Linked DNA regions of Homo sapiens: region 1 is linked to region 2. A link is an interaction called in ENCODE POLR2A ChIA-PET data of the cell type or tissue named here. Cell type or tissue: MCF 10A. All regions are shown on one strand. Each heading gives the region's core, and the rest is flanking DNA. Links, peaks and the distances in the headings are about the cores only.

Evidence for each region. Peaks named below come from ENCODE experiments on the same cell type or tissue, not always from the same donor. Only the 100,000 strongest peaks of a DNase experiment are listed, where the experiment ranks them.
Region 1: POLR2A ChIA-PET joins it to region 2 with 6 read pairs; 2 of 35 experiments call an interaction of 5 or more read pairs at or near these places.

Annotation. Positions count from the first base shown.
Region 1 is chr11:35,856,753-35,861,150 of GRCh38, reverse strand. It overlaps the pseudogene KRT18P14. Among named protein-coding and RNA genes, the nearest start is that of LDLRAD3, 85 kb to the left of the region's middle. In MCF 10A, for the core only: no CTCF peak of the experiment used is centred there; no DNase peak of the experiment used is centred there.
Region 2 is chr11:35,621,507-35,625,899 of GRCh38, reverse strand. No RefSeq gene overlaps it. Among named protein-coding and RNA genes, the nearest start is that of FJX1, 5.2 kb to the right of the region's middle. In MCF 10A, for the core only: no CTCF peak of the experiment used is centred there; a DNase peak (open chromatin) is centred at 2,049.

The sequences.
Region 1 (4,398 bases), core at 203-4,202, 240 kb before region 2:
ACTTCAAGACCATCGAGGACTTAAGGGCTCAGATCTTCACAAATACTGTGGACAACGCCCACATCATTCTGCAGATCGACAATGCCCATCTTGCTGCTGATGACTTTAGAGTCAAGTATGAGACAGAGCTGGCCATGCACCAGTCTGTGGAGAGTGACATCCATAAACTCCGCAGGGTCATTGATGACACTAATGTCACTCGGCTGCAGCTGGAGACAGAGATTGAGGCTCTCAAGGAGGAGCTTCTTTTCATGAAGAAGAACCATGAAGAGGAAGTAAAAGGTCTGCAAGCCCAGACTGCCAGCTCTGGGTTGACTGTGGAGCCAGATGCCCCCAGATCTCAGGACCTCACCAAGATCATGGCAGACATTCTGGCCCAATATGACAAGTTGGCTCAGAAGAACCTAGAGGAGCTGGACAAGTACTCGTCTCAGCAGATTGAGGAGAGCACCACAGTGGTCACCACACAGTCCACCGAGGTTGGAGCTGCTGAGATGACACTCATGGAGCTGAGATGTACGGTCCAGTCCTTGGAGATTGACCTGGACTCAATGAGAAACCTGAAGGCCAGCTTGGAGAACAGCCTGAGGGAGGTGGAGGCCCACTATGCCCTGCAGATGGAGCAGCTCAACAGGATCCTGCTGCACCTGGAGTCAGAGCTGGCACAGACCTGGGCAGAGGGACAGCGCCAGGCCAAGGAGTATGAGGCCCTGTTGAATATTAAGGTCAAGCTGGAGGTTGAGGTCACCACTACCACCACCTGCTGGAAGACGGCGAGGACTTCAATCTTGGTGATGCCCTGGACATCAGCAACTCCATGAAAACCATCCAAAAGACCACCACCTGCCAGATAGTGGATGGCAAAGTGGTGTCTGAGACCAGTGACACCAAAGTTCTGAGACATTAAGCCAGGAGAAGCAGGGTACTCTCTGGGGAGCAGGAGGCCAATAAAAAGTTCAGAGGTCAGGCTGGGCGTGATGGCTCACACCTGTAATCCCAGCACTTTGGGAGGCTGAGGCGGGCAGATCACCTGAGGTCAGCAGACTGGCCAACGTGGTGAAACCCCGTCTCTACGAAAACACAAAAATTAACTGGGCATGATGGCAGTTGCCTGTAATCCCAGCTACTTGGGAGACTGGGGCGGAAGAATCGCTTGAACCCGGGAGGCAGAGGTTGCAGTGAGCCGAGATCATGCCATTGCACTCCAGCCTGGGTGACAGAACGAGACTGTCTCAAAAAGAAAAAAAAATTCAGAGGTCAAAATAAATAAATAAATAAATAAAATAAGATAAAATAGCCAGGCACAGAGGCACAAACCTTTAGTCCCAGCTACTCAGGAGGCTGAGGTAGAAGGATTGCTTGAGCCTTGGAGGTTGAGGCTGCAGTGAGACTGCCCCACGGCACTTCGGCCTGGGTGACAGAGACCCTATCTCAAAAAAATTTAAAAATGTGCTGGATCCTGGTGGGCCTCTCTCTTCCCTCCACTGTTCTTTCTCTCCTTTTCTCCCCAATTCTTTTTGCCATCTTTTTCTCTTCCTACCTCCAAGTCTGCTTCTCTCAATGTATGACTTCATACATTCCAGAGGCAAAAGAGAGGAAGAGTGGGAGGGAGGCCTGGTCCCAAACTATGTAAGCCGTAGGCTTACATCACTCTAGTTGGAAACTCCAGTGGAAGAAAAGAGTTTCTCTTTCCTGGAGCCTATATATAAAATCCCAGGGAAAACCCCTAATTGGTCTGTGTGGGTCACATGCCACCCTTGTCTTGGCAAGTTACTATGGCCATGGAGATGGGTTATTTGATTATCTGGCTTAGGTCACATGCCGAGACCAGTGGCCAGGCAGGCAGCCCCCATGAATCAAATGAAATGAAGAAGTAACTCATTGCAGTAGGTACCGCTACCAGAGGGAGAGGTTAAGAGCAGTGATGGCCATATTAGACCTACACATCAGCCATCGACATTTAGTAATCCACCCTGTTCTAGGCACGATGGGAAAGGAAGTACAGACACAGATCCTCCCAACGTTGGAAACAATGGTAAACTCCACAGAGAGTTGCAAACTTATTTTGTAAGTATCAGCACTTACGAAGCAGCCTGTCTCCACTGGAAAACCGAACTTCCTCATATTGTCTAATCCTTTTCTAAGCTCCAAGCCCCCTGCCCCTCTGATTCACAAGGGTTTCACTCAGGGCAGCATGGGGAACCTGTGGAAGGTAGGTTAGGCCCACTTCCCTGGCACCCTTGGGCATACTCTTAGGCTGTAGATCATATGACAATTCAAGAAACAGAGGTGGGGTAGGGTGGAGATGAACGAGTGCAGACAATCACTGTCCTCACCTGAAGACAGCCAGGAAAGGTCAGGTGACCAGAGGACTCTAGGTCAATAACAGATTGGCTGCCAGGATAGTCTTACCTAGCTTGGGGGTAGAGTATGAGGAAATACTTCAAAGAATACAGGCTACAGGGAAAACAAAACAAAACAAAAAAACACAGGATCTTTTGCAAAGAGTAGTGAAGAGGAGGTCCTTTAACCTGGACAACCTGATTAGTGCAGATCACCAATTGTTGGCCCAACTCCTAGAAAGAAGGAATGAGCTAAGGATGGGAGGGCATGGCTTTCAGCTTCAGGAGCGGGTAAGAAGGAAGGCAGGAGGGACATGTGGCATGGAAAATAGTTTGGTAAGCTCCATCCCTGGAATCAGAGCTGAAAAGAACTTATAGATACCTTCACAGGGGCTGTCAGGAACTAAAGCCTAGAACCAAAAGACAGAGGGAGAGAAAGATTATGAGGAAGAAGATGAGGCTCTGTACTGAATAGATTAATTGTAGAATAATAGATGTCCCTTTCACTCAGTGAGGGCCTCTGGACTGGGTGACACTCAGTAGAAGTCAACAGTAACTGGATATGATTATGAAGAAGGACCATGTCATCCAAGGCCAGGATGGGCTGTGGGCAGGTCCTCCACCTATCCTGCTGTGTACTGTACAATCTGGGGGGCTCCATTCCTATTTTGATCTATGTCTACGGTGCTTCCTTCAGTGGTGTGGTGCACAACCTGACCATAGCAGTAAAGCATTTCCTTGATATTTCAATGGCTAGATGGATACATCTTATCTAATGACTCGTGCAGCAACAAATGTGCCTGAAAACCAACCAGGAACTGTACTGAGTCCCGGGGATCAGGTAAGGTGTTGTGGTTCCTGGGAGAGACAGTCACAGGGGTCTGTGTTCATATAATTGTCCAAGTTGTAGGGACAGAGAGAAGGGAGTATTTCATTCTGTCTGGAGAGAGTGGTCAGAGAAGACTTCAACAAGAAGGTGATACTTGAGCTAAGGCTGAAAGATGAAGGGTTAACCAGACAGTGAGAGGTGAGAGGGCCCATTTCTGGAAGAAGAAATAACACAAACAAAGGCAAAGAACTGCTGGTTCATGTCCTACCTAATAGGAAAGCCAGTTTAGATATTTGAGTTTGCAGTGGCATAGAATATAGAGTTTAGTAGGCATGTGGGAACTTGGATGTGGAAGGGCTTTAAGTGTTTTGCTGAGAGGTTAGATCTCCATACTGGAGGTATACGGAGGGGCAAGAACCAAGGTCTTGTGTAACCCATGGAACCTCTATGTCCATCCTGTAAGGCTTGGATTGTGACAGTGGAAGTAGTAAAAAGCAACATGGAGAAGAATACACTTGCTATGTGTCTGCTTACTGAAAGGTCTGCTATAGTCTGAATATGTTCCCCCAGAATTTATATGTTGAAGCTTAATCACCAATGTGACAGTATTAAGAGATGGAGGCTTTAAGAGGTGATGAAGTCATGAAGACAGAGCCTCCATGAATAAGATTAGTGACCTTGCTAAAGAGGTTGAAGGGAGTTCCCAGGTCCCTTCTACCAGGTGAGGATGCAGCAAGAGGCATCATCTATGAAGTATCTGTGAGCCTTCACCAGACACCAGATCTGCTAGTGCCTGGTTCATGGACTTCCCAGCCTCCAGAACTGTGAGCAATACATTTCTGTTATTCATAAACTACCTAGTGTAAGGTATTTTGTTATAGCAACTTGAATGGACTAGGATGGGGCCTATGTTTACTAGGTCCTTTATTGCATTTATGAATGCCTCCTGGGCAGGCAGATACTTTGGCAGAGTGAAGTTGACAGGTGTTAGAGCCAATGTGCATCAGCAGGGACTCTGGGGGACTGAAGCATGTGTGCCCTGTTTAAAGGGACAGTCATTACTCAGCTCTAGTTAATTGTTGCCATGAAGAAATGTGGTCTCACTTTTGCCAGCTCCCTTGATTTTTCAAGAGAAGGCAGAAATCAAAGGTTTTAGGTAAAATTTTCTCTGCTTTAAATGAAAGCAACTGATTCAAATGTTTCCAAAACATCATGCAGGCCAAACAA
Region 2 (4,393 bases), core at 394-4,393:
CTAAACAGTGCTCTTAAAAATGATCAAAATGGAGCTGGGAACTGTGGCTTACTCCTGTAATCCCAGCACTTTGGGAGGCTGAGGCCGGCAGATCACTTGAGGCCAAGAGTTCGAGACCAGCCTGGCCAACATGGTGAAACCCAGTCTGTACAAAAAAATACAAAAATTTGCCGGGCATGGTGGTGCACGCCTGTAATCCTAGCTACTCAGGAGGTTGAGGCAGGAGAATCATTTGAACCTGGGAGGCAGAGGTTGCAGTGAGCTGAGATCGCGCCACTGTACTCCAGCCTGGGTGACAGAGCGAGACTCCATCTCAAAAAAAAAAAAAAAAAAATTCATGTTATGTATATTTTCCACAATGAAGAAAAAAAGAGGTCATGACTAATCATTCCCCAGTCACTTTGCCTTTCCAGGCCAGTTGTGAGGTGAGGACAAAGTCTTTACTGAACATTAAAAGGAAAAAATCACTATGAGGAAGGTGTAAAGAGGCAAAGACAAATGCATGGTGTAGGGCTATCTAATTAAAAGTGATACCTCTCTATTTTTTAACCCACAATTTCTCAGCAAAGTAAAATCTGTGACTTGGTACTGGAAAAATGCCAGTTCTACATCATTTTTCTGCATATGGTGTAAAATAACTGATAAAACCATAAAAGACACCATATGGCACAGATGAAAGAGAAAAAAAGGAGTTCTTTTTTGTTGTTGTTACTCAATGAACAATTAGTTCTCTGTTATTTAAAAAAAAAAAAAAAAACTAAGGTGCCATTAGGAGAAAAATTTCCAAAGTGTCAAGAAGACATATTCAAAATGGAAAGAAAGTTGGAAAGATAAATACAATAAGCATTCCTTTAGCTATATTTAGTGGTGTCCTGCAGAGAAAAAAAATTCTAGTTAGGCAGCATTAAGACATAGTTTATTAATGCAGTTTCCCCCACAGCAGGACACAGAAAGAGAAACTGGTAAAACAGTAACATTAAAAAATTATGATTCCTACATCTGATCTTTATGAATACATAGAAGAGAAACTGTCCTCTTGAGTCATCCTTGGGCCATATTGAGACAGAGATGCAAAAGATTATTATTATTATTTTTGCTTCAAAGCACTATCTGCTCATGCATGGTTTGAACAGACTGAAAGTCACCTCCCATATTTAGGGAATTTTTCAAGTATTTATAGAAAGACCCTATGTAAGATTTTGAGCAGTTCTCCCAATGACATTTTGAAATAAAGCACTACAGTCTTTTGTTTTTAAAGAATGTACAAAATTGAAGTCTGTTTGTATTGCCTTTGGGGAAATATTGTAGTAGGTAGTAATCTGGTTATAAATGGAATTTCCCTAGAATCTTAGAGCTGAAAGGGAGCTTATTGATGATCTAATCCAGTGTTTTGCATAGTGCAGCCTGTGCCCCACCGATGAGTTACAAAATCAATTTAGAGGGCCACAGTTAGCGTTAGGAAATAAAGGAGGAGAAGGAATAGAATAACATTGAATGAAAGAGAAAAAGTATGTTATACATACTGTTTTGTGAAATTTTTGTTTCAGTGGTATGTGTGTCTCTCTGTCTAACTGAGGTCACAATATAAAATATATGTGTCTTACTGTGAGTTCTGGTCCAAATATTAGAAATTATCAGCCTAATCAAATATCTTCCCATTGCAGGCAAGATAACTGAAGCCAGAGGGGGAAATGATTTTCTCAAATCAGACAGTGTATCAGAAGTAGCCCAGGTCTCCTGTCTCTCAGTATCCTTTCCATTAGACTCTAATGCCTAAAATATGCTTGAAGGCGGATGTCAACCCTTGTCCTTTGATTTCCGTACTGCCTTGGCAGCTGACATTCTATTCTCTTTTGGAGCATTTCCTATGCTCTGAATTCCCTTTTCTCCATCTCTAGCACTCCCACGGCCCTTCTACCACTTGGGATCAGCGATCTTGTGTGATGCGGGCTGGTGTGCGCAGGGGCAAAATATCAGCGCTTAGGCTTGCATGGTCCATGACTCACGGATAGCTCATGGTAGCTCAGAAGATTTGGAGTTCCACAGCTCACTGCTCCCTGGAGCTGATGGGCCACATGAGGAATAGAATTACAGCCTCCTTGTGAAAAAGAGGGAAGTACATATGACCACTCACTTAGAGGGCATGCTCAGAAACAAGACAGCTAGCTGACAGCTGTGGGCTCTGGGTAATTCCTGCCAGACTCAAGCACTCTAGCTGATTTTCCTGGGTCAAAACAGAAGCATGTAGATTCTGTTCTATAACTGCAGAGATAGAACAGGATTATGAAAGAGGATCATGTCTGGAACTTAAGGTGCCTCTGTTTTTGAGTTAGAGGAGAAATGTTCTACCTCACCAATAAACTCTTATATTGCATTTGCTGTGTGCCAGGCACTATTCTGACGATATTATAAATATTTACTCATTTAATCCACATAATCAACCTCAAGGTCTTAGAGGACTCTCCTAGCTGCAGTTGTAGGCAGAAGGTTGAGAAACATTGAGATGTGTTAAAATAATTTGTTTTTCTTTCTGATTCGAAGACAGGAGGGTGAGTACACTTAATAGAGTTTAGAACTATGTCACTGACAAAGCGAATTAATCAAAAGTCAAATCCAGGGAGAAAGGGCAACTGCCTACTGTCACTTGGCAGAAAGAATAGGGAAGAGGGTTGTCCTTGCAGATTCATCACTTCTTGAAGCTTTCCAGAAGTGGTGATGGATTTGCAATAAGCCATCTGCTTTTTTTTTTTTTTTTTAATTTAAGCCACCCTCATATATTTGTAGTATAGCTGCCTTGGTGCTGAAGTTTGCTTGGGTCCTGAAATCACCCACTCAAACCCATGTGGACCTGTGCCCTTGGCCTTATGAACCAGTGCCTTGCATAGCGCTAGAAGAGGGTCCTTAGTAAACAATTTATTGAACCAATTTACTATCACATGTTTAAAACTGACACTGACCTTGGAAACAGCCAGATTTGACTTTGATGATGGAAATTACTGAACGTAAGAAGGGCAAAAGTTGTTTTTTTTTTTGTTTTTTTTTTTTAAAGAGGAATAAGAAGTGAGGTTTTTTGTTTTTATTTTTGGAAGCACCTGTATGTGCTTGTATGCTTTATATGTTAACATTTAAATCCCACAATATTCTGATCAAATCTCCATTTCACAGATGAGGGAACTAAGTTAAATGACTTGCTGAAGGTAGGTAAGGAACAGAATTCAGAATATTGTCTGCCTGTAGAACCCATTACTCTTTGCAAATCATGCTGTGGTCTGAAAGTTTTTTTTTTTTGTTGTTGTTGTTGTTCATTTGAGAAATGATTTGTCCATAGCAGCATTCACTGACCATGGCGAAACTTTAATTGATCTTTCCATGCCACAGCCTACCTACTATCTATGAGGAACAGCAACAGTTAAAACCCATTCTGTAATTAAGTCTTGGTTCCATTAACAACTCCACCATGTAATTAAACTTATTTCTCGAACAAGCAGACACGGTTCACTAAAGAATCTGAGAAGAGCCATTTAAATTATGCTCAGTGTTTTGCTCTGGGTTAACCACGATCAAGTCTGGGCTTGGAACTGAAGTTTAGAAAGAATGTAGAGAATGCTGCTGGCCCAGAACTCACCAGTGCTGAATCTTCATGGGATCCAGGATGTATTTCCTGTGCAATCTGTGAAACTTCTAACTTATTACTGCTCATTGTTTTCCTCCATGAATATGTTGGGTAAAAATGCAGGTTGCTGAATACTTGTCCTGTTCTTGGAACAGCCTCCATTAACTAAAGCAGCAAATCTAATAGTGAAATAATCACCAGAAATGGAAAATGTTTCTTTCTGAAAGGTGTAATTATGAGAGGTATCCCATTAACAATGTCTTGAAAAAAGATAAATTTCCGATTATCAGTACATTCTATGGCTGTACTGTGCAAACACTTGACTTACACCACAGAGAGTTTATGGACTATTTTTTTTTTAAGGCTGAGATAAGATTTGGCTTAGCAAAAGGCACTGAAAACATAAGGATGACATTAAATAGTTAAATTACACACTATGTTGTAATGCAGAGTGAGAAGGGGAACCCCCAGAGATTTAATAGCTTCCTGAGTCTATAAAACCCTAGGTTTACAAATGCAAGTCAAATAAAAAACTATTAAAGTTGCAACCAAAAGTTGATTTGAGTTAAAGGTCATTAAATAAAAAGAAGGTAACAGGCAAGATCACTTGGGCCCAGATACCAAAGAAAATGCCAAAATAAAACACCAAGGGCCGTAAAATACAAATCAAGCTCTTCCTCTTGAGATAAAAATCCAAAAATAATTTGTTTGAAGTCCTAGAAAGGGTCCAAATGTCATACACAAAGCACTGTACGCCTTCATGGTCTCACGCTGGCTGCT